5 separate regions of the Homo sapiens genome follow, and all the other regions are linked to region 1. A link is a loop called in an ENCODE intact Hi-C map of the cell type or tissue named here. Cell type or tissue: dorsolateral prefrontal cortex. All regions are shown on one strand. Region 1 holds the start of PGBD5 (piggyBac transposable element derived 5). Region 2 overlaps CAPN9 (calpain 9). Region 3 overlaps PGBD5 (piggyBac transposable element derived 5). Region 4 has its middle 82 kb from the start of PGBD5. Region 5 overlaps PGBD5 (piggyBac transposable element derived 5).

Evidence for each region. A loop is a pair of places that touch in the nucleus more often than their neighbours do. Peaks named below come from ENCODE experiments on the same cell type or tissue, not always from the same donor. Only the 100,000 strongest peaks of a DNase experiment are listed, where the experiment ranks them.
Region 2: it touches region 1 in a loop (3.0-fold over the local background); 3 of 110 quality-filtered maps call a loop at or near these places.
Region 3: a loop joins it to region 1, with 3 times the contacts of the local background. A loop is called at or near these places in 4 of 110 quality-filtered maps.
Region 4: a loop joins it to region 1, with 3 times the contacts of the local background. A loop is called at or near these places in 4 of 110 quality-filtered maps.
Region 5: a loop joins it to region 1, with 3 times the contacts of the local background. A loop is called at or near these places in 7 of 110 quality-filtered maps.

The regions. Positions count from the first base shown.
Region 1 is chr1:230,423,827-230,428,826 of GRCh38, reverse strand. It overlaps PGBD5 (piggyBac transposable element derived 5), which reads left to right and starts at 2,495. Exons shown (of 7, transcript NM_001258311.2): 1 at 2,495-3,229. The coding sequence starts at 2,899. RefSeq lists enhancers at 1,326-1,872, 1,873-2,420 and a silencer at 2,229-2,548. In dorsolateral prefrontal cortex, a CTCF peak has its summit at 2,109; DNase peaks (open chromatin) are centred at 2,436, 2,962, 3,689 and 4,305; H3K4me3 peaks cover 2,947 bases; H3K27ac peaks cover 4,184 bases.
Region 2 is chr1:230,771,182-230,776,181 of GRCh38, reverse strand. CAPN9 (calpain 9) reads right to left here. Exons shown (of 20, transcript NM_006615.3): 7 at 4,083-4,168; 8 at 1,551-1,628. CAPN9-AS1 (CAPN9 antisense RNA 1) reads left to right here. Exons shown (of 2, transcript XR_001738518.2): 2 at 1-101. Among named protein-coding and RNA genes, the nearest start is that of CAPN9-AS1, 22 kb to the left of the region's middle. In dorsolateral prefrontal cortex, CTCF peaks have their summits at 2,643 and 2,845 (motif pointing right); DNase peaks (open chromatin) are centred at 2,546 and 2,941; H3K4me3 peaks cover 735 bases; H3K27ac peaks cover 977 bases.
Region 3 is chr1:230,373,713-230,378,712 of GRCh38, reverse strand. All of the region lies in intron 1 of PGBD5 (piggyBac transposable element derived 5), which reads left to right. Among named protein-coding and RNA genes, the nearest start is that of PGBD5, 50 kb to the left of the region's middle. In dorsolateral prefrontal cortex, no CTCF peak of the experiment used is centred here; DNase peaks (open chromatin) are centred at 2,232 and 2,782; H3K4me3 peaks cover 728 bases; H3K27ac peaks cover 4,796 bases.
Region 4 is chr1:230,505,661-230,510,660 of GRCh38, reverse strand. No RefSeq gene overlaps it. Among named protein-coding and RNA genes, the nearest start is that of PGBD5, 82 kb to the right of the region's middle. In dorsolateral prefrontal cortex, a CTCF peak has its summit at 2,394; a DNase peak (open chromatin) is centred at 2,400; H3K27ac peaks cover 1,448 bases.
Region 5 is chr1:230,343,836-230,348,835 of GRCh38, reverse strand. All of the region lies in intron 3 of PGBD5 (piggyBac transposable element derived 5), which reads left to right. Among named protein-coding and RNA genes, the nearest start is that of PGBD5, 80 kb to the left of the region's middle. In dorsolateral prefrontal cortex, no CTCF peak of the experiment used is centred here; a DNase peak (open chromatin) is centred at 3,115; H3K4me3 peaks cover 785 bases; H3K27ac peaks cover 5,000 bases.

The sequences.
Region 1 (5,000 bases):
TTAGACTTAATGAAATATGGTGCTTAGCCCTAGTTACATAAAAGCATGAACCATTGGTTTAACAAAACCTAAGGAATCTACTACACAAATGAATTGCTTTTTACTACCTTGAGCTGTTTGGGAAAACCATAAAACCAAAAGCTCAATATTAATCTAAAATTATTTAATTATATTTTATAATTAAATTATTTGGAAGATGTTTTCAAATGACTCAAAGTTAAAAGATCTCAGTGTGATATATATTCTATAATTACTCTCAGAAATGATGTTACTAATAAAAGTTAATGATGTAGAATCATAATCGTCATTATCAAATAGGAGGATGCCAGCCAGAGGAGAAAGCTTTTGTTTTGCAATTGTTTTGTCCCCTCACTCCTTCTCTTACCACAGTGAGAAGCAGTCATCTGTTTTCAAAGGTTGGAATGTTTTTACTTTTCTTGTTTGGAAACTGGCTTAAACAAATGTAAGTGCTATAAAATACTTCACTCTAAGTTGAAATATTCATCTAATTTTTATTGGACAAGCTTTGAAGTAACAATTTGACTTCTCAGTGTTTCTTTTGTGTCCATATAATCCTCTCCTCAGTGTTGCATGTGGTGTGAGCTACAAGCATTTGTGAGCCTAGGAAGCACAAGGCCCCAAGGTTTCCTGGGAATTAGCACCATACAAATGCAAATTAGGGACACCGGAAGACTCTGTCCATCCTTGCCACTGCTGTTGTTTTGTTCCTTGGTTCCTTATGGGTAGCAAAGCAATTCATCGTTTTTAAAACACGTACCTTAGCTGTTGACTTTTTCATTGGCTAGCTGGAGAAGAAAAGAAGGAACTCTTTCCTACAGATTTTAACTCTCTGAATCCCATTCAATTATTTTTTCCATTCAACTATTTAAAATAGATAACATGAAATCTTGCAGGAGCCTCACACAATTCCTAATTGCAGAATTTGAACTTGAGCTATGGAGTCTTACTCTTCTTCTTGCATCTTCAACCTATGCTTTACTATCACCCTTTTTGATAAGTCAGATTACCTGTACTCTCTTCAACAACTTTCAGCTGGTTAGCACAGTATATAGGTATGTTGGAAACCAGATATTTTCCGTGGCATAATTCTTCCAAGAGAGTAAAAATGCTTTGCAAGCACTTCCTCATTTTTCAGCCAATCCACATAGCAAGGAAAGTTCCATGAATCTTTTCCTTTTTATATATTGTCTGTTAGTGATGATCATGAACCTATGCCTGTGCAGAGCCCCTGATGTGGAAGGAGGAACCACAGGGGCTGGGGAGGGGAGGGCATGAGTGAAGGTTCCTGCTCGACACTAGAAGTGACCCCACTTGGCGGCAAAATGGTCCTTCATCCTTTATGCATTCGTAGAAATCGCAACATGCCTTTCTGTTTCATGTAACTACAATTTAGTTAATGCTCAGTAGGATTTGTAAGCCCTTCACATCTCTGAGGATTTATTTTATTTCAGAGTGAAAGTGACTTTATGGCCCATTTACCATTAGTGTGACTTATTGCATTATTCGAAGGAGGAGGAGGGGAGCAAGAAGACAAGGCAGTCTCCGTTACGCGTATCGCCATCAACAGGATGACCACCACACATTCCTGCCCAAGGAAGAGGGGCGGATGCAACCTTTCTGTGCTATTGTTTATGAGAGCACTGAAGCCTGGGTGATCATGCAATATTTCAGTACATGAGTGTTTCAAGTGTGTGTGTGAAGGAGATATTAAAATAGAGGTGTGAGAGTAATTAGTATTTGGAAGTAATGGATATTTTGAGTTCAAAAGATGCCACACGTCAACGATGATGAGGAATGACTAGCTACTTAACTCCAGTGCTGGCACCCTTAAATTACAGGGATACTGAAGCGAGACGGAGTTAGCATCTGACCAGCGACCAACAGTGGACCGGCGAGGCGGGCTCCTAATTAGAGCGAGATTCCCAGAAGCTGGACAGCCCCTGTATTTATGGGAGCATGCGGCGCAGCTGGCAGTGACCCCCAGGAAACCTCGGCAGCAGCCGCCGCCGCGGGTGTGGTGACCTCGGGCCCGCCGCCTACCTGGAGCGTTTCGGCGGCGCCTGGTTCAGAACCACCGGGGCGGACAGCTCCCTGGAGCTGCACGCGGACTGCGGAAGGGGACAGTGAGCGGGATCGGCCCGCACTCCGTCCGCGGGCCCGGACCGCTGGAAGCACCCGGGTCCCCCTCCCCTCCTGTTCCCCGGTCCCGCCCTCCCCCTCCCGCGCTGCGCGTGGCGGTCCCGGGCTGCGCGTCCCTGTAGGAGGAGACCGGCACTGCCGCCGGCGGCCCTCCCCCTAACCGCCAGCCCCGGCCGCGCGCCCCGCCCCGCCCCGCGGAGGAGGGTGGGGGCGTTCCCCGCGCCGGGCCCGCCCAGCTCCCCCGCGGCTGTCCGGGCCGGGCTCCCCATTGGCCGGCGGGCGGGAGGTGAGGGGCGGCAGGGCCCGCCTCTGGCGGCTCGCGCCCGGGAAGGTCGGCAGCCGAGCGCCGGAGGCCGTGGAGAGGGCGGGCAGGGAGGCGGCGGGCGCCGAGGAGACGCAGCGGCGGCGGTGGTGGCGGTGGTGGCGGCGGTGGCGGCGGCGGCGCCTGGTCTCGGCCGCAGCCTCTGCGTCCCGCCCGCTCTGGGTCGCCCCTGCCAGCCCCGCGCGCGGCTCGCCTCCCGCCGCGGCCCGCAGCCTGCGGCGCCCGAGCTCCGAGGGCGCTTCCCCGGGCGCTGGGCCCGAGGCGGCCAAGACGGCGGGCCGGCCGGGCACGGGGCGGCGGGCGCTGTGCTGCGGGCTGCGCTGGTGGGGGGCGGCGGGCCGCGGCGCGGGCCCAGGGCCCGGCGTGTGCGGCTGGGAGGCACTGTGGGGGCGGGCGCGCGGGCGGCGGCCGGGGCCATGGCCGAGGGCGGCGGGGGCGCGCGGAGGAGGGCGCCGGCGCTGCTCGAGGCTGCCCGCGCGCGCTACGAGAGCCTGCACATCTCGGACGACGTGTTCGGCGAGTCCGGCCCGGACAGCGGCGGGAACCCCTTCTACAGCACCTCGGCCGCCTCGCGCTCCTCCTCGGCCGCCTCCTCGGACGACGAGCGCGAGCCCCCGGGACCCCCAGGGGCCGCCCCGCCACCGCCCCGCGCCCCGGACGCACAGGAGCCGGAGGAGGACGAGGCCGGCGCGGGCTGGAGCGCAGCGCTGCGGGACCGCCCGCCCCCGCGCTTCGAGGATACCGGCGGTAAGGGGCTGCCCGCGGGTGGATGTCGGGGGCGGCGCTGGAACCGGGCGCGGGGGAGGCGTGGGTGCTGGGGCGGGCGAGTCCAGACTCTCCGTGGGCTGGCTTGTGGGTGTCTCTCCGGAAACAAATGAGGCTGCAGGAGCGGTGATCGGTCTGACTGCTCCTGGGGGCTCCGAACCCGTGGGTGGAGAGGGTAAGGCGGAGGCCGTGGCCAGCACTTTTCCAGTGACAATGTCGTCGGGGACCTTTTCCTTCACTTCCTGGGAGCACCCCAGCCCCTGCATGGGAAGTCTGTCACACCTGTGGGTCGGACTTTTAGGGGTGGATTGAAGTTAGGCTTTCCTAGTTGAGGGGGCTTTTCTGAAAGCCCGGCGTGGCTGGTGGAGGCAGGGGGAGTCGTTTTTTCACTGACAGCCCAAGAGCAAGCCTTACAGCAGGTGACGCGGGCGAGGCAGGTAGGAGTTGGCCCAGTGAGAGTTGAGAGAGAGGCCACCCGCGGCGTCTTGACTTGGCTTAGTTTTCTCCTTAATCTGAGAAACTTTCCCTGTCCGCGCCATTCCAGATCTCTTGTTAAGAATGGGGAGGAGTGAAGGAAGGGACCGATTGGGCAGCGTTAAGGTGCTTGCTTTTCCGCCAGAAGGTACTTTCAGGTGTGTCCTGCTTACCACTGTGGCCACAGACAAGCCCCGAATACCTGGAGAAGGTGGCTAGGGTGCTGGCAGCTGCGGCTGCCCCACTCCTCTTCACTGTCTGTTTTTGTGGGAGTTGGCTGTTGAAATATCACCACTTCCTCTGCAGAAGCTCCGCAGCCTCTGCCTTCTTTGAAAGCTGCAGACCAGCCGCCCTCTCATGCTGGTATTTCTTGTTCCACGGCCTTCTGTAGCAGGCCCGTGCTCCTGCATGCTGTGTTCTTCCGTAGAAGTGCGCGCAACCGGTGTTGATGAGGGCCAGGGAGTGGCCGCGGTGGGCATGATGCGGCTTTTCCTGTGGCCTTCTCTGATTATTGTTCAACCGGTCAGGAACACGGCACATGGGAAGGCAGGCCCAAGGGACCTCCAGCTGGTGCCTGGACTTGGATCTGGGCATCATGCTGCAGCCTGCTGGGAGGCCGGTAGGGTTAGCTGGACTCTGAGTAGGGAGTGGTCTGCAGACCTCTGGCAGGCTGCGGTGTGGATGCGCGGAGCTAAAGCTGGGCTTGCAAAGTCACAGTTAGCTGTGCACTGCTTTGGGGGTGGGTACATTTTAAAGCATGTGCATTTGGGCTGTAGTTAAGAGCTTGGGAATTTTCAAAATCATTGACTCTCTATAGTCCTTTTATACTGTCCTATATTTTCCAGGATGTCATTAAGGTCTCCTGGCCCTAGACAGCTGTTTTCCTATTGGCTCTTTAAGAATTGTACCAGTCCACAGACCTGGTTTGGCAGACTTTATGCCGTGAGCATCTGTGATGTAATTTCGATCCTGGAACATTTGAGATCCAGGTCCACCTGGGACTGCACAGCAAGTCTCTGCGTGTCTCAGGGCGAAATAGAGAACTTGTGCTAGGTCAAGCCTAGTTATGAAAAAGAATCCTGAATGTGCTGATGTGAGAAGGGTGAGCACACAAATAAATTTTAAATCCATCTTATATTTCTTAGTAACCTTGAAATGGGAGAAATTCTGCAGCAGAGCCATTTAATCCAGCCACCGCAGCACTTACGGTCATGAAGAGCAGGATCGTGTGTCATTTAGCGTTAGGTTCAAATTCTGCTTCCTGCAGATGCCCACTGAG
Region 2 (5,000 bases), 350 kb before region 1:
GAAACAGGGCCCTCCACAGATATAGGTACTGCCTGTGTCATCTTCTTGGACTTCCTGGTATCTAGAACTGTGAGAAATAAATTCCTGTTCTTTGTAAGCCACTCAGTCTATGGTATTTTTTTATAGCCACCCAAATAGACTAAGACAACTATAAAAATACAGAAGGCAGAACAAATCACTACTGAGGCTGTGTTCTATGGGAAAAGAATGAAAAAGGCTGGAATAGTCATGGTTTTGGGTTGTAGTATTTTTTTTTTTTTTTTTTGAGATGGAGTATCACTCTGTTGTCCAGGCTAGAGTGCAGTGATGCAATCTCGGCTCACTGCAAGCTCCACCTCCTGGGTTCACGCCATTCTCCTGCCTCAGCCTCCCAAGTAGCTGGGACTATAGGCACTCACCACCACCCCTGGCTAATTTTTTGTATTTTTAGCAGGGGTGGGGTTTCACTGTGTTAGCCAGGATGGTTTCAATCTCCTGACCTCGTGATCCACCCGCCTTGGCCTCCCAAAGTGCTGGGATTACAGGCGTGAGCCACCGTGCCCTGCTGTTGTATTTTAAAAGCTGTTACAAGAAAGAGATGAGCTCAGGCAAGACTTGATTGGTTGGAGCACATGAAAGGGAATAGAGCCAGAAACCAGAAATTTGTGGTCTCACAGGGTTAGAAGGGCCAACTTCTAGAACCCAAACAGGAAGAAATAAGACTGAAAAAGATTCTAGAGATGAAGGCCCAATACAAATGTTCAATTAAACAAAGAGATTCAGGCCAAGGGAAAGTCCAGAGTAGAAATGTTTACTTCCTACGTAGGTCGATATCTTTAGATGCTCTCAGGGCAGCTGCCTTCAAAGGTACCTCTCATCAAGATGGGTGTGGAGGGAATGGATCCTGTGAGCAGTAGGGCTGCCTGTCTTCAAATTCACTGTGTAAACCTGGATGACAAAGAGTGCCAAGGAGGTGTGTCAGGCTAGAGACCAGAGGCTCTTCCTCTATTGGATTGCAGGAACCCCCTGAAGACTCTTCAACAAACCGAGAGCTGGGGTGAGCCCCCACCAAGACAGGAGGGAGATTAAATTTCCCTCTAATCTGGGTGTATATGAGGAGTCTGAGACAGATGAATTTGATTTGCCAAAAATGGAGAGAGAAGGCTGGGCGTGGTGGCTCATACCTGTAATTCCAGCACTTTGGGAGGCCAAGGTGGGTGGTTTCTCTGAGGTCAGGGGTTCGAGACTAGCCTGGCCAACACGGTGAAACCCCATCTCTACTAAAGATACAAAATGAGTCGGGCGTGGTGGCGCATGCCTGTACTCTCAGCTGCTTGGGAGGCTGAGGCAGGAGTATCACTTGAACCTGGGAGGCAGAGGTTGCAGTGAGACGAGATCGCACCACTGCACTCCAGCCTGGGCAATAAGAACAAAACTCCGTCTCAAAAAAAAAAAAAAAAAAAGAAAGAAAGAAAGAAAAAGGAAAGCGAGAGAGAAGCACAGTGCTCCTTACGCCCCAGGGCCATGGGACTTGCTCGTATCTGCAGTTAACACAGGAACAAGCACGGTACCAGAATTCCCCATCATCCAGAGCAGTGTGACACAGACGCTTCTGCTCAGCTGGACCAACAGAACGCCACTCCGGAGAACTAGGAGTAAACAAAATTGGTGTTCAGGCAGAGGTCATGATGAAGAGCAACAATGGCCTTGATGTGGAACCCACAGTGTGCGGTTATGGAGGAAATAAGACCTGCTTAGTAACTACTCACTGGGTCCCAAAAATGCACCCAGGGATGTAGCGGCAGGTGAGCCACTGGCCCCCAAATAAGAGGGCTGGTCAGAAAGTACATCTCCAAGTGTTGCTGATGGATAAAATACCCCTGAGGATGATCTGAACCACCGACATGGAAGATTATCTTGGGATAGTCACAAGGCATTGCATGCCCGTGGGGTAGCAGAAGAGCCCGGCTGGAAGCCACAAGTCTGCTGACTTTCGTGCTTGGCCTCCAACTTGCCATGTGACCTGGAGCAGTACTTGGCCCTTCCTTAATGGACAAGCTGACACTTGGAAAGGTGATAATGCCTTACACCTGCCCATGCTTGATGTTGTCTGTACCCGGCACCTTTTGTATGTGACCTCGCTGGCAAGCCAGGTGGGGTTCTGTGAGCTAGGTGTGCCCGTCCTGCAGATAAGAGGGCTCAGGTAGGCCCATGGAAACACTCTCAGGGAAGAGTAGGGGTAGGAATGGCTGCCTGTCACTCTCCAAACTCAGGATTTGTGACTCCAAGTTCATTGCATTTTCTGTGACTCCCACAGCCGCCTCCAAATAGTTCAAAGTAGGTCACCACTGTTGCGGTGCTACAGCCAACGTGGCAGCTCCCTCTCATCCTGTGATCTCAACTCAACCTCAGGGGAGTGCTCAGGTGATCCAAGGGGAGGATCAGCCGGGACCTGTCTCCAGGTGCTCGGGCCAGGGTCAGAAGAGTGGAACTGGCAGCCATTATTTTCTTTTGGAGCCATTATCCTAAGTGGCTCACACCCAGATAATTGGCCTGACAGGCTGGCCATGCGGTGCCTTCAACCCTACTCACATGTCACCAGCAGCACAGCGAAGTCAGGGAGTCGGGATGGCGCCTGCCCCTCCCATCACCCATGGAGGCTGCATGAGTGGAAGACAAATTTTATTCCAGCCTTGGCTCTCAGTCACTTTCTTGATTTCTACCTCTGTGAGTCCCAGAAAATGGGAGACAATGGCCCATTTTCCCTTTATAGGCTACGATCTCAAAGTTGAGGGGCACTGCACATCTTACAACGTGACGCAGTCTCACTAATTTTGGTTTCAGTAGTTCTCTGTGCTTTCCATTTCTGCCAGGAGAGGGAGGCCAATCTCTTTCCTCCTCAACCCATCTCAGCTCATCTCTGCCAATGCTTCTTGGTTCTCAGAAGGCGGCAGCCAAGGCCAGAGCAGAGGATGGTGGGACGAGAGCCTCCATGGGGACAATGACAGCCTGGAAAGCACAGGCCTGTGTGCCCTGCCCTCACGCTGGGGTCTGGCTAATACAGCAGCGGCTGCACCATGTCTGGCGACCTGGTAGCTGTGTCTGGACTGAAGACAAACACTGGCTCAGTTTTAACCAAGTTCTAGACTAGCTTCAGATTTCCCCAGAAGCTCAGGGGCCATGGATGTGGCAGGAAAGGGCTTCAGGAGCCCAACAAGCAGCGGACGAGCAACAGCTTCAGGCAGGCCCTGCCACGCACCCACACAAACATCCCTGGTTCTTAGTCACCTGGTCCACTTCCCAAGGGACCAGAGCTGGAGGAGCTGTGGGGACACACACAGAAAAGGCAGACCTTTCTTGATAACTGGGGGCCAAAACTCTGGTTAACAGCTCTGTAATAGATAAAATTCCAATTCCATGTCCTCTATTTTTTTTCCTTTAAAAAAAAAAAAAAAAAAGAGATGGGGTCAACATGCTCTGTTGCCCAGGCTGGAATGCAGTGGTGCAATCATAGCTCCCTGCAGCCTCAATCTCTCATACTCAAGTGATCCTCCCACCTCGGCTTGCTGACGTGTTGGAATTATAGGCATGAGCCACCATGCTCAGCCTCACTTCTATTTCTCTGCTGGGCTATTGGGCCTCTGCCATGGTCAGTGACCATCAGAGAGAATCCTATAGTTACATGCTAGGTAATATTTCAGGGATTCCGACACTCCAAATACACACACACACACAAACACACACGCACTTATGCATATGCACACTGCTTACTGGAGTTACTCACAACTACAGATAAAGCTTTTCACCATATCACTGGGTTATAAACATCACCATGGGAGGTAACACATTTATGTATTGACATAAATACAATTCGTGAAAGTTAGAGTGCTGTTGTAAAAGTCTTTCTTGAGAATCAACCTTGATGCAAGGTGGGCCTGAGGGCTGAAAGGGGAGGAAGAAGGGGCACCTCAGAATCGGGACAGGATCCTGAGTCAGAGCCCGGGAGGATAGTAGACAGGCCACTCCTTCACATGTCTGCACAAGCCAGCTCTGGCCCCACACGCCCCGGGAACCAGCCAGAGAGGCAGGATAGGGTGACTGACCTGTCGCTCCACGACCCGTTCCACTCAACCTGGCCCCAAGGGTTCCGGATTCGGATGAGCTCGATTCTCTGGCCTCGGAAGCTTACCTAGAAGGGAAAAGCATGAGGGAAGTGTGAAATGATAAATATGGTGGAGGTTTGGCCACATTCATCTATGAGCTCCAGGTGGACCAGCTCCATCCAGAACTGGTTCTGTTGAAAGTCTCTTGCCTAAAATGCTGCTGAAGGTATGTAGAAGTTCGCCAGTTCTTAACCAGCCCTTGGAACCTTCTAATTCCTATTGAATAATTGCTACTATTGCCAATGATATTATATTAAGCACCAAAATGCTTATGCCACATCTGGGAAGTAAAGTAGAATTGCAATTAACAAGAAATTAGTCCATATGAATCTAAAAATGGGTTTCTCTCTAGACTTGGATCTCCCTAGAGGCAGGAGCCAAGTCTTAGGCATCTTCAGCATCTAGCAGAGTGAATGGTAAAGAGTAGTCCTCAAAGGTGCTCATGGAACTATTACTGAACTTTCTTCATCCTAGCATCCCATGCACAGATGAATGATAAGAAAATAAGCACATGTTGGGGATTTAAACACAACAATAAACAAAAACAGCTTTTACGTCTTCTAGACCCAATATTCTCCTTATTTCAGGTGTCTGTGAGGATTCCTGCTGTTCACCTCAATCACCCTTGAGCCTGTGTGCCCTCAGGCTCTGCCTGGGAGCAGGGACAAGGGCCAATGCATTTGAGAAGGGTTTTAGAGGAGAGAGGGTGAAAGTAAAAGACTTCTAGTTATCAACTAACCAGAAACTGTAGCAGTCAGAATGTTTTATCCTCATGCATTTGGCATAAATTATATTTTGGATGTGTAAAAATTCAAGTAACATCAACTCTTCGGAGTCCAAGATGTGGCTTGTGGCTCA
Region 3 (5,000 bases), 50 kb after region 1:
AAGCTTCCATGCTCAGGGCTGTACTGCAGCTCAGAGAAGAGCTTTTATGGGGGCATTTGTCCTTGCAGGGTTTACAGAGAACAGGCAAGAAGTAGGCGGTGGTTCAAACAGAGGTGGAGAGAGAGGTGGCACCTTCCTTCAGAGAACTACACACAATCAGGAGAAATCCCAGCTCCCATCTCCAAGCTATACTACTGATGTCATTTCTTCCCAGACCCTAAAGGCATGCTCAGGTGCTTGTAGGTGAGCATATATGAACTAGCAATGTGGCTCCAGGTAACTGGGAGATTTCTGAATACAGAGAGAAAAGGGATTGAGTTATGACCTTAGGGGATGGAAGACGGGAGGAGGCTATTTTATCTTTGTACTCAGCATTAACTTGACAGCAAATCCTGTTTATGAAGGAACCACCTGATGACCATTTCATTATAATCCCTGCAATGGCAGTGATTTGATTTCTTTGTGCTGTGTTAGATCCTGTGTCTACCGGAGAGGCCAGGGAAGGTGGGCATAGAAGCAGTCCAATACTAGGTCCCATGTGGTAGCTTAAAATCCTCATCACCACCAGGAGGAACATGAACATTCCCAGAATAACTTCTGCTGCTCTTGATTCCAGAAGTAAAAGTATGTTTGGTATTTGTCTGCTAACGTGTGACATGCTCACCTGCTGAGCTTTCTGTACTTGGACTCAAAGGAGTAGCCAGAAAGGGATCTCAATGAGGAGTGCATGTTTTCTATTTTCAGTCTGTATAAATATCACATTGCTCCTCCTCAGACTCAAATTCAAGCCAGAGTTGCATTCTTATTTGGCCTCACTGGTCTTTAAGAAAGAGCCTGATTACCATGTCTGCACTGGGAGGCACATGCCCAAAATGCTAGCATTGCATCAGACGGCATTCATAATGATGGCCAGTGCTTATCCCAAATGTATGAGCCGGATGCTGCACTGTGCTTTATGCACAGTATTTCATTTTATTCTCACAATGACTCTTTGAGGTGGATACTCTAATCTTTGCCATTTTACAGATGGGGAAATGAAGGCTGTGTGGGATTATGTACCTTGACCAGGGCACCTGTTCGGTAGGTCAGATATGCCTGACTACAGAACTCGAGCTCTCTTCGTGCAAAGTACTCTCGGGGACTCTGCAGGACCTGAGCTGCAGTTGCTCAGCATAGTGCCCGGCCGGGATCTGCAGCCAAGCGATTCATTCACAGGTACAGCTGTCTTAGTAAGGCCCTTCCAGCTCTGGGCAAGAGATCTTTTCATCCATGTGTTATTGGCATCTTCATCATCATCATCACAGCTTCTGCCTTTATGAAGGATTTATCACGTGTTGATGTCAGCATTTCACCTGGATGGCCATTGCTTCTTTGTGCCTATGACAGTCACTGCTCACCTCTCTGATTCTGCAAACCACAGTGGCACACAATGTTGGAATCAGGGTTAAGTCATCTGCAGGACATCTGTCCCTCTCTTCTGTTGGAGGTAAACCACCATTCCTTCTTATCTCAAGGCATTTGCTTCAAGGTAGTCAATCTCAGCACCTTACACTTATGCATTTAGGAGCTCATTCATCTAGGGGCTGTATGCACTTGGAGTTAGGAAGGGCCTTTTTCTGCACCCAGCCAGACTGACCTCTGCTCTGCACCAAAGGCAGGAAGCTCTATGCCCAGAGAAGTGCCCTTTCTCTGTGAGTGGGCCCTTACTTGCTAGCTGACCGTAATTGTAGCTGCTGTTTATTAAGCACTTAGTCAGTGCCTGGCCCTGTGTTAAGCACTTTACAAATGCCATCCCAGGCCTCCTTCTGACAGTCTTGTGAGCAAAGGAGGATTATCCCTTTCTTACAGTAGGAATAGTAGCAATGAAGTTAGGACCTGCTTATTGCCTGGAGAAAGCAATTAGTTTTTTTTAAAGAGCCAGAAAGAACCTTAGACATCCCTAGTCCAACCCCTTTATTCTGTAGAGGAGAAAACTGAGTCACCTGCCTCAGCCCCAGACCTCGGGCACAGCATTCAGGCTCTGACCCTGGAGTTGTGTGTTTGCAGTGATCCTTGGGATAGAATGAACATCCTGAACAATGGTGATAGGAGCGGACCATTCAGTGACAGTGACTGCCCTGGGGGCAGCTCTGCAGAGGGCAGGAACCATCCAACTGAACCATCCAACAAGAAGCCAGAGGCCAGGACCTCAGGCATCTCATGCAGGATACACAGCCAACAAAGGGCCGATTGACACCCAGGCTGTTGGTGCCAGAATCCACTCAGCCACTCTAGCTGGTGTGGGAAGGATCATTCTGAGGTGGTGTTGGATGATAATTCTACTTTCTGTAGAATTCTGGGCTTCCAAGTGTGGAACTCTGGAGCTTGGATACAGCAGGTCAGGCGGGCTCAGTCCAGGACGACAGGACTCCTCTGAGACAGGTGAAACAAGCTCCAGGTTTGATGGGAGGCAGGGAGCAGCCTCCTGCCAGCTTGGAGTCCTCTTCTTAGTGAAGTGTGCTAATAAATTACACAGCACATCAGCTCTCTCAAGTATTCTTGGAACTGTGCCTGCATAGAAAGGAAGGACTCCACGCATCCCACCTTGGACACCCTGTGACTCTGCCCACGCTTGGCTCTCTCTGTTGCTCCCTGTCAAACAAAGAGGCTGTGGGATGACCATGAAAATAACAACAGCAGCAACAGTAGGAATAGCTGCTGTTTCCCAAGCACGTGCTGATATGCGCTCACTCAATCCTTACAGCTCTGCAAGGTAGGCGGACTGAGGCATCTCACACAGGGCACACAACCAACAAAGGCCAGATTGACACCCCGGCTGTTGGTGCCAGAATCCACTCTCAGCTGCTCTAGCTGGTGTGGGAGGGTGGAAGGATTAAAACAAAACAAAACAAAACAAAAAAAACAACTGTAGAAGTGCTCCTGACAGCTGCCAACACTAGTACGTGTCTAGGGGATGGAAGAAAAAAGCTCTCTTCTGTCTGCCAATGACCTCCTGGATATTTTCCTCTTTCCTTGTGAGGTTATTCCATGTACTAAAAAAAAAAAAAAAAAAAAAAAAAAGTCAAATAGGAAGCTCAGATGACCTTGTGTCTTTAAAAAGTCAAAATCTAACCTGACCATCTATTTATTTTGCATATAAGGGATTAGGAAGATGCTGAGTTATTTTCCTTTGTACATCTGAAGCATCCAGTCCAACAGAAATTTCAGCTGCATTCTGGGTTTAGGACCAGCTCACAACTAATTGGAAGATGAGAGTGCAGTGCAGGAGGGGGTGACTTCCTTGTGTGTCTGGCATTTAGCTGCTGTCCCCCCACCGCCCTCCACCAGCAACTCATCTGTATAAACTCCCCTCTAATCAGGGACCTTGCTTGTGTTTTGCCAACAGCTGCTTTTCCTTCCCAGAGACTTGACAGGCCATACCCTGTGTTACAGAGAGAAGCATTTACAGCCAATGGAAAGGACAAACAAGTGTTTGACTACCGTGTTAACATTTGGGGGATTCTTTTATTTTTTTCAGCCTGATTAGACATTCATCTCCTGATTAGAAATTCATCGTTAGAGATCTGTACTGCTTTCAATCTCCGCAAGTGTGGGTGCTTTTGCTTGTCTGCTTTCTTATTCCTCCTTGGAAACTTAGGTCAGGGAAGAGGGAAATTCCAAAGAAGAAAGGGCCTGGCATCCTTTGGAAACGTATGAAGAGATTTCACCCCCTGAGCGGGGCAGTGGGCTGCTTCCAGTTGAGGGCTGCAGGCTCAAGGAGGGCCACGGCCTGGACCCCATGCCTGCTCTCTCCTCATGGGCTCCTGTGGCCTCCTATTTAAGGAATAAGAAGCTTATTTAAGGACTAAATGTTGTTTAAGGAGTATAAGTTGACGCTGAGGCAGATAAGGTGGAATACACAGAATATCAGCCGTGGGAGGGAGAGAAACTTCCTAATCCTGCTCTCTGGTTTTGCAAATGAAACTGGCCCTTTACCTGGAAAAAGGTTAGAAGACTGTTGGGACCTCTAGTGCTTGTTTCTTTAAAATAGCACCTGTTGTTCTTTTTCTACTCATAAAAGCCATATATTTCATGGTATCAATTATTTCCAGAAATTGTATTGAGAAAAGCATAAAGAACAAACTGGAGATCACCTATAATCCTACCACAGGAAGGGGATCATGGCTGATGCTTAGCTTTAGATTCTTCTAGTCATTCTGATTTGCAAGACAAAGTTTTAAGTTTGGATCATACTATTCATATTGCTCTGTAATCTCTGTAAAGGTGTTCTCATGAAATTTTTTATTTTTCCTTTTTGAGATGGAGTCTTACTCTGTTGCCCAGGCTGTAGTGCAGTGGTGTGAACTCCACTCACTGCAACCTCTGCCACCCGGGTTCAAGCAGTTCTCCTGCCTCAGCCTCCTGAGTAGCTGGGATTACAGGCGCCTGCCACCATGCCCAGCTGATTTTTGTATTTTTAGTAGAGACAGGGTTTCACCGTGTTGGTCAGGCTGGTCTCAAACTCCTGACCTCATGATCCACCCACCTCGGCCTCCCAAAGTGCTGGGATTACAGGCATGAGCCACCCTGCCTGGCCAAAAGTTTTTTTATATTCTTAAATATTCCTCAAGAACATTCCTTTTAATGTAGAGAGAGTTCTATATCATGAATATTCCAGACTTTTTTCTATTCATTCTCAATTTGTGGGCATTTCATTTACTGCCCTGTTTTGCTGTTATAAAACTCACTTGTGGCCAGGCGTGGTGGCTCACACCTGTGAGGTTGAGGCAGGAAGATTGCTTGAGTCTGGGAGTTAGAGACCAGCCTGGGCAACATAGTGAGACACCATCTCTACGAAAAATTAAACTAAAAATTAGCCGGGTGTGGTGGTGTGCATCTGTAGTTCCGGCAACTAAGGAGACTGAGGTGGGAGAATTGCTAGAGCCCCGGAGTTTAAGGCTGTAGCGAGCTATGATTGAGCCACTGTATTCCAGCCTGAGTGACACAGCAAGACACTGAAT
Region 4 (5,000 bases), 82 kb before region 1:
GGCATAAGACCCATCCTGCCCTTTCCCTCTTAGAAGAGAGGGTAACTTTTGTCCATGCCAGAGACTATCTCTTGCTGATTTGCAAACTGATATTGACAGTAAAACTCTCCTTTCTACTGTTTAGCCATCCCTGGGCTTTCGGACAACAACAACAACAACAACAACAACACACACACACACACCAGTGGAAGCACCAGGACAAAGCCTGGGACATGTCCATGCCTGGAGAGAAATATGGGGCTTCTTTGGCTTCTGAGGTATAATAAAGAATTTGTCTGGTCTTAGTCCCTCATTCCTGGGAGTTAACTCTAAAACCTTTGGGACTCCCCAAGGGATAGGAGTATGTTTTGCTATTCATTACAAGCCCCTTTCAGCCATACCCGAGTTTATGCTAAGGAGGTGACTCTATGGTCCCTTAAACAGCTTCAAGGGAGGGACTGGCCATGCCAGAAAGACCAAGCCTATGGTTAAAGGGTTGGAAGTTCAGCCAGACCCTCTGATCTCCAGGGAGAAGAAGGTGGCTGGAGGTTGAGTTCCATCACGTGGCCAGTGATTTACCCCATCCTGTCTCTCCATTAAACCAGGTGGGTGAACACAGGACAGAAGCTCCTGTGCTCATGACCCTCCTGGACCTTGTCCTGTGTGTCTCCTCATCTGTCTGTTTCTATCCTTTGTAATAAAACTGTAATCCTAAATACAGCACTGTCAGTGAGTTCTGTGAGTCATTTTAGTCAGCTCTTGAACCTCAGGGGTTGTGGCCCGAATTTGTAGCCAGTGAGTCAGACATGCAGGCAGCCCCTGAGATGTGTGGCTGGCATCTGAAGTGAGGATGAAACCGGCCCAATTTCCCCATAGAACAGATGTTTATGGGGTTTTTTTTGAGTAAACATAGAAATTGACCCTTCCAGGGTTCAGCCTGAAAGTTACATTTGTGTGTCTGAGTTCCTTCTGGCCTCCCAGATGGTATCAGGGAAGTGAAACTTACTGAATCACCACATCCAGACAGGGAGACACCAGACCCCTCACGACTGCCTAACCCACCATCTGCTTCCTGCTGACCAACTCCTCTTCCTTTCCTTACTCTTTCCCTTCCCAGCTATATTAACCCCTCATTTTAGTTGGAGGCAGAGGAGGCAGCTGACATCACCCGAATAAAGGCTTCTTCCCCAGCAAAACTTGTCTCAGGGATTGGCTTTCTGTGCAGTGAGCAAAGGGCCTAGACTGAACTGCTGGTGTTTGGTAACAAGGACAATCTTACGGAGAACTGATCCCTTAAACCTGTGGGGTATGCACAGACCCTGGGTGGTGAGCATCAGAATTGAACTGAATTGCTGGACACCCACCTGATATCCCAGAATTGGTGTCAGAACAGCTTTCATGGTGCAAAAGCAGAGCTCTGCTTCCCACTGAGGCATGCATAACAGAGGATGCTCCCAAATAACAAGAGGCGTTGGCTCCTTGGCAACCAAAAAAATGACAGCTCCCAATTTCAGATGGTCCGATCTATCTATCTTTTACAAATATGGTATCTTTTCCTAATTTTTTTTTTTAAATGAAGTCTCTGTCACCCAGGCTGGAGTGCCATTGCGTGATCTGGGGTCATTTGCAACCTCCGCCTCTGGAATTCAAGCAATTCTCATGTCTCGGCCTTCCGAGTGAGTAGCTGAGATTACAAGTGCCTGCCACCATGCCCAGCTAATTTTTGTATTTTTATTAAAGATGGGATTTCACCATGTTGGCCAGGCTGGTCTTGAACTCCTGACCACAGGTGATCCACCCACCTCAGCCTACCAAAGTGCTGGGATTACAGCCATGAGCCACTGTGCCTGGCCAACCTCCATGTTTAGATTTATGACTGCCTGTAACTTCTGCCTCCCTAAAATGTACAAAACCAAACTTTAATCTGACCACCACAGGACCACTTACTCAAGGCTTCTTGAGATTGTGTTTTCACTGGGCTGTGGTCACTCTTATTGGCTCAGAATAAAACATTTTACAGATTTTGGTTTTTCTGTTAACAGCGCTATACATCTCTCTGAGCCTTAGCTTCTTCATATGTAAAAAGACAGGCTTGGATGATGTAAGGTTTAGGGTACTTCTAACTATAAAATTCCATAAATTATATTCTGATTCTAGTTTTAAAAAATTAAGAAACTATTGAAGCCACTGATGATTCACTTATACACAAAATGACAAAACCCACACAACATATGCCTTCGCATGAGTTTGAAATCTTACTAACAACAACAAAAAAATGTGTTTGTATTCTGTAGTGGTCATTTAATCAAATGGCTGCATGAAAATGTCCTGCCTCCACCCACTCTGCATCTAAACAGCAATTCTGGATAAATCACAGCTGGCTGTGCTGAACGTGGCTGGCAGAGAGGGCGCACAGGCCTCATGGGAGGGGCCGGCCTCGTGGCAAGGGAGGTTGACACAGTGTGTGGCTGAGCCATGACTTCACTCTGGACACACTCCTTCTGTCGTTTCCTCTCTGCCAACTTTCTCCAGGATTTCCCCTTACCGCCCCTAAACAGAATTCTGCAGTCTCATTGTAGAAACCATGTCTTTTATTTTCTTTATTCCGATTCTTTGACATCTTAGGACCTTGTGGACCCTGGAGAGACTGCTCCTCCCAGGTTAACCAATTCCTACAGAGAGTAAAGGACCAGTGCCTTCTATATGCAAACCAACCCATCCAGAGCCCCCACTGCCACCATCTCCCCTATGAGCTGTCATGGTCTGGCCACTATCCACCTGCCTCTCCATGCCCCAGAGCACACTGAAATTATTCAAACCAGCCAAGCCTAAGCTTGTTTGCCCTGCCCTGCCAGTTCCTTCCTATAGAAACCACAATAAAGCTCCTGCCCACAGGCTCTCACATCCCTCTGCCTCCTGATCAAGCCCAGTGCTTCCCCCCGTGGTCCTGTACAGCACAGAATGCTCTCTCTTCTTGGATCTATGACAGACAAACTCTTTTCAATAGTAGATATTTCCTGATCTGTTGGCCTTACTATATCTAAATAATAATAATAAAACCTACATTAAAAAACCCATGGTGCATTAATTCCCTGAACATTATCCCCAACTGTGGCCCTAAGCCCTTTGTGCCACCTATCATGGCACCATGGACTGCCTTTGCATGCTACTTCCTTTCTGTTCCCAGATCAGCCTATGACAGATGAATACCAAAGGTTCGCTTCATCCCCACATCTCTTCTGTCTCTGACCACTACACTTCTCATCACGTCTGCAGGGGCTGCTGAAGCAGTGAACTCAGATTGGCTACAACTTTGCAACTACCATCCTGAGTGGCAGTGGCCATCCACCCACATACTCATCTCTTCCTGGAATTGAATTCCATCATTTCTGCTTGTGCAGAAAGGTCAAAGCTCCTTTTTGATTCTTGGGTAGAATTTTGCCTCTCGGGTCTTGAAGGAATGAAGTGACTACTCCACCCTCCTTACTTCCCCACTTGGCCTCTTGGATTTGCAGGTCTGGACTTCCTACGTGAGCTGCAAAATCTCCACGCTCACCCCTGTAACAGGCCCACATCCTGTTTCCTCGCAGCCCTTACCATCTGCTCCATGGCCTGGCAGACAGTGTCTGGCACCCAGAGTGGTAAAGTGGAAAGGCCCCACAGGTGAGGTCAGTCCCCAGCCATCTGAAGACCTTCAAGTTGTCAGCAGGACTATAGACTCAATCTGTTAGGCCACTGGTGAATAAATACCCCTCCCATAAACTCAGAGCACCAAGCACAGGCGCTGGATTACTCTGCCCCCAACAATTTCAGGGCTTGCTCTCCATTTCCATGGCCAAAAAGATCGACACTGACCTTGAGTCCTAAGTCAACCTCTCACACCTGGGTGATGCCACACTGCCCTTAAAATGGCTTTTTCCTAATTCCTGGGAGTCAATGCACAGGGCCACTAAAATTCTGCCTTAATGTGTACAGCCTTTTACAGTTTGGAGGCTTCTCATATGTACTGTCTTATTTCATCCATGTGAAACAGCTGGAAAACAACTGGGCTGTAATACAAAGCAATGTAGATAATACGATTATAAAGTTTAGTTTTCTGGATGAATCGTGGGGAAAAAAGAATGAGGAAGAGAAGGAGGAGAAAAGAGTTCAATTCATTTTAAATAACCAGTTAATTCATAATATGAAGGTGGTTTTTCTCTTATTCACCCCAAGTTTTTCTCAAGATCAAGAGTAGTGAGGTCTTTATAGAATAACACTTATTATTTGTACTTACATAATGAGTTGTAGTTTTTTGTTTTGTTTTGTTTGTTTTGTTTTTGAAACAGGAGTCTTGCTCTGTTACCCAGGCTGGATTACAGTGGTGCAATCTCAGCTCATTGTAGCCTCTACCTCCCGGATTCAAGTGATTCTCTTGCCTCAGCCTCCCAAGTAGCTGGGACTACAGGCGCATGCCACCACGCCTGGCTAATTTTTCTATTTTTTAGTAGAGATGGGGGTTTCACCATGTTAGCCAGGCTGGTCTCAAACTCCTGGACTCAAGTAATCACCCCAGCCTCAGCCTCCCAAAGTGCTGGGATTACAGGTGCGAGCCACTGCGCCTGGCCACATAATGAGTTATAGCTTACAAAATATTTCTGAGTCCATTCTCTTATTTAATTATCACTACATAGCTAATTCAAGATTGATGCTTTATCCCTAGTTTATTAATGAAGAAATTGAGGCTCAGAAAATTAAAGTTAGAAAGCATTCTCAGTTGAGCATTTGATATCAGATGAATTAAAGTAGCCATACTAACATGTTGAAACGAAAACAAGCTCATTTATGGCTTCATCGCAAAGTTCTAGCTCTGCCTCTCTGTCCTTTTTCTTTTCATTACTTCTCTGACTCTGGTCAATTCTGGTGCTAGACCCACTTCCACACCACAGTGGATCCTGCACTATCTTGCGGTGCTCTGAAAGGATGGAGGCATGACCCAGGCGGGTGAAGGGTAGGAAAGAAGTGGAGCACAGAGAAATACT
Region 5 (5,000 bases), 80 kb after region 1:
TGCCGTGACAGGACTGGCATGAGAACTTTCTCAGCCCCCGCAGTCCCTCTCTTTGTTCCTAGGTCCAACTGAAGGTGCCTGTGGCAGGCACAGCGCAGGGAAAGGACATCTCTGCCTGTGAGGGGCCAGGAGACGTAGAGGAGCCACATGACCCGGGGACAGTTGTTTTTTTAGAGTCCTGCCCCTTTTCTTGGTTCTCCAGGTGCTAATCTTGGTTTGACAGCTTTTGAAGGTCAGCAGCCTGGGCAAGCACAGCCCTGGGGCAGAATAATACCTTACACCGTCAGAGCTTTCACACTGCAGTTCCCTGATCCTCCCCACAGCCTTGTAAGACATAGAGAGCAGGCCGTGTTGATCCCATTTCTTACATGAGGTGGCTTTGGCTCACAGGGGTTACCTGCCAGACAGCTGGTCAGCACAGAGCTGGCTTCTCCCCTGGGCCTCAACCTGCCTCTTCCCTCGTCCATCCCCAAGGCATAGGCAGCCCCTGCTCTTGCATTTACCTCCCACGTGAACTAGCTGCTCAGTCATTGCTCTGGAATATGGAGTTGTGATCTAGAAATTAAAGATGGGATTAGGTAACCAGTGAGGTCCCTTCTACTGCCAGTGTATGACTCTCTTCTTTGTAAATGTCATATGTAGGGTTCTGTACACAGGACATTTTCTTCATTGTAGTTCCTCAGATGCATTGAGCTCTCCTGAATGACTTAGCGGGGAAGCTCAGTTGCAGCTGACCGTATTAAGGGTCCTCTCCCATTGTGCTGTGCCGCTCGTTAGCGTAGCATCTGCCCCACGCCCTCCTGTTTCTGAGGCTGGCTTTGGCCCGTAGGATGTAGGCAGCTGTGGTATGTGAAAAGATTTGAAGGGGCAAGTGCATACCTCTCCTTTTTTGGCTTCTCTGCCCTGGCCATGAGAAAATGACCAGGATGGATCACCTGGGTCCTGAAAACCTGGGAGCTTAGTAAATGTTTATTATATGGCACATCGATTTTGTAGCTGTTTGAGACCCACTGTAATTGACCCAGGAGCCTATCAGTTAGGTCTGCACAGCTGACCAGGTAACTTTCTTCCAGCCACTATCTACTGTGGACCAAGATAAGGTGTTGAAGGGATGGTGGGGGTCCAGGTGTGTTCCAGGAGAGCCCAAATTATGCATAGACATTGTTGCCCCAGCTTTGTACAAAAAAAATTAGCCAGGCATGGTGGCGCATGCCTGTAATCCCAGATACTTGGGAGGCTGAGGCAGGAGAATTGCTTGAACCTGGGAGGCGGAGGTTGCAGTGAGCCAAGATCGCACCACTGCACTCCAGCCTGGGCAACAAGAGTGAAAATCCATCTCAAAAAAAAAAAAAAAAAAAAGAAAAGAAAATGAAAATGATTGCTGTGCCCCGAGAAAAAGGGAATTCTGCCAGCAGAAGGCCTTTGGGCTTTAGCAGCAGCTTGTCCCTGGGCGCCCAGCCTGCTGGGCTTCTCTGATGTTGGACTTGCCAGCCTCTGTAATTTGCATGAGCCAGTTCCTTAAAATAAATACCTCTGCCTCTTCCTCCCACTCTCCCACTCTCCCATCTTCCATAGATAATTGTGTTTATATACACACACTCGTGCTTCTGTGTCTCGGGAGAATCCTGGCTACTACAGGGGGCTTCCTCTGGCCCACCTGGTTTATTCAGGCCTGTTTGCTTCTCTGATTCTCACTGCTGTTGACCACCTGGGAGTCTGAACTAGAGGGCTGGGGCAATGCTTTCTTCAGTGTTCTTTTCTAGAGCCTAAGAATACTTATTTATTTTTATTTTATTTATTTATTTATTGGTAAGAGTTGGACAGGTCCCTGTTTTCAAGAAGTTTTACAATAAAGAGTTGGGAAGATAAGACCTGCACCAATGCAAATCTAGGCATGGACTGTTTGGTTAACCACACCACCATAGAGTGAGCTTCATGCTTGGCCCCTCAGAACTAGAGATAGAGGGAGCCCTCACTGCCTCTCCAGTAGGAGAGATGGACACGTTAAAAATATTCATCGACATAGCGTGACAAGTGCAATACCGGAGGTGTGTCTGTACGTCGCAGGACTACAGGAAGGCACCTGTAGGGGTAAGAAACACCCCCAGAGTCATATACAGTAGGGTATGTGGTGTGGCAAAGAAGAGAGTAGCCATGAGCTCTTGCCACAGGCCAAGCACCAAGACACCCAATGTTTTAATAGCAGCACTTAAGACAAAAGTAGGCAGGCAGGGAATTATTTATAAGGTAGGGCTCAGGAAATCTTGCGATATGCTTGCTCCTTAGGTGCAGAATGCTGGGTATAGATGAGGCCACAGCCAATGCCTTCTTATTTGGCTTTCCCACTGCTATTTACCCAGGCTGGTCGGGTTCCACTGCTAGTTACCCACTGCTAGATACGATGGTGCACTTAAGACAGCATGCAGAAGCTCCTCGACTTATAATGGGGTTACGTCCCTGTGATAAACCCCTAGTAAATTGAAAATACCTTGTCAGGTTAAGCACAGTGGCTCACACCTGTAATCCCAGCACTTTGGGAGGCCAAGGTAGGCAGATCACTTGAGCCCAGGAATTCAAGACCAGCCTGGGCAACATGGCAAAACCCTGTCTCCACAAAAAATATGAAATAGCTGAGTGTGGTCGCACACATCTGTAGACCCAGCTACTTGGGTGGCTGAGGCGGGAAGGTTCCCTTGAGCCTGGGAGATCAAGGCTACAGTCAGCCAAGATTGCACCACTTCACTCCAGCCTGGGTGTCAGAGCGAGACCCTGTCTCAAAAAAAAAGAAAATATCTTAAGTCAAAAATGCATTTAAAGCTGGGTGCAGTGGCGAGTTCCTGTAGTACCAGCAATGTGGGAGGCTGAGGACGGAGACCACTTGAGTCCAGGAGTTTGAGACCAGCCTGTACAACATAGTGAGACCCTGCCTCTAAAAAAAATGCATTTAATACACCTAACCTACCAAAGAGCATAGTTTAGCCTAGTTTACTTTAAACATGCCTGGAACACTTACATTAGCCTGCAGCTGGGCAAAATTAACACAAAGCCTCTTTTATAATAAAGTGTTGAATATTTCATGGTTGTTTACCCTCGTGATCGCCTGGCTGACTGGGAGCTGCAGCTCACTGCCACCACCCAGCATTGCACAGCATATCACTAGCCAAGGAAAAGGTCAACATTTGAAGAAATTTCTACTGAATGCCTGTTGCTTTCACATGATCATGAAGTCAAAAATCATAAGTCAAACCAGTGTAAATTGGAGACTGTCTGTATTTATTCTGTGTCACAGGCCTGCTAAGGACTAACCTAGACCCCAGAATACCCTCCAGCCCTACCCTGTTTGCAGAGGGCTTGTGAGCATGGGAGCTAGCCAGGTTTCCCCTCCTCTCCCCTCATCTGCAGGCTCCCCTGTGAGCCAAGGAGGAGAAAAAGGAGAGATTTATACAGATGATGACTCTTCCAGTGTAGGGGAAAGCCACCTAATTGAGCGATTGGAGTTCCTCAATCCAAGACGCTGAGGCTGCTCATCCTGGAAGCCTGTGCCCTCTATGTGGGTGGAAAGAAAACTCTGAAGCAGTTCTCTGCAGAGATTGCTGTTCAGGCTCCACAATGTCAAAAAGATCGAGGCTCCAGCGGGAAAAATTGGCCAACAGGTTAATGTTCATCGACCTTTAGTGATTAATGGAACCCCAAGATTCTTTGGAGGAGAAAAAAAAGGTCCACTAATTTTTTTGAATGGTATAGTCTAAAAGAGCAGATTTCTCCTGTTTGAACACGTTGGGCCAGGCACCTGCCTCTGCAGCATGAGACCAACGTTCCCAGCAAGGGATGTTGACAGATGGATGAACACTGAGGAGGGGCTGAGGAGCAGATGCCTGGGAGGTGTCCTGAGTGGCATCCTGAGTGGGGCTTGGAGAGACATAGGGAGGTGTCATCTAAAGAAGACAGGACAGACCGTCTTCAGAGGGCTGGGTGGCTGTCATGTCAAGGAGGCAATTCTGGATGACAGCCCTGCTCAGTGGAGGCAGGGCTTCAGGTTCACGCTGGGCATTGACATACTCCGGAAGTAGATGGGCATTAGAAGCCAGAATTCAAGATGGTAACCCCCAAGCAAAAGAACCCGTGCTTCCTACCCCCTGCACACATCATGGAATCTGTCCAGGCAGAGCCCTCATGACATCTGTGAGGGACACTCTGAATGAGGTCCGTGTGCCCTGTGCTGCTAAGCTAGCTGACCTGGAAGCCCCTTCCCTCCCTCAGTCTCATCTGTGGATTCTGGCAGCTGCTTCTGGCGTTCAGGAAAGAATGACGAACACTTACAGAGTGTGTGTTGTGGGCCAGGCTCTGTGCTTAAGCACTTCACATGCAGGATTCATTTTTTCTCCACAAGGGCCTTAAGAGGCAAGTAATGTCACCGCCACTGTTTCTTGGTAAGGAAACTGAGGCACAGAGAGATTTGCTGCCTTGCCTAAAATTAGATCTACAAAGCAGTAGACCTGGGATTAAACCCAGCCATTCTGACTCTAGATCTCACCTTCTTTTTTTTTTTTGGAGACGGAGTCTCCCTCTGTTGCCCAGGCTGGAGTGTAGTGGCGTGATCTCGGCTCACTGCAAGCTCCACCTCCTGGGTTCACACCATTCTCCTGCCTCAGCCTCCCGAGTAGCTGGGACTACAGGTGCCCGCCACCACGCCCGGCTAAATTTTTGTATTTTTAGTAGAGAAGGGGTTTCACTGTGTTAGCCAGGATGGTCTGCATCTCCTGACCTCGTGGTCTGCCCGCCTCGGCCTCTCAAAGTGCTGGGATTACAGGTGTGAGCCACTGTGCCCAGCCTGGATCCCACCTTCTTAACCACTAGGCTATGTTGACTCCTCCAAGGAGAGAACTTTTCCCGATTTAGACAAAAAGCCAAGTATCTTTTATCCAGCTTGATTGTTGGTAGGACAGTGGTCTAGCATCCACGTCACTAATTTCCCTTATTTTGAGACATACTATTTATGT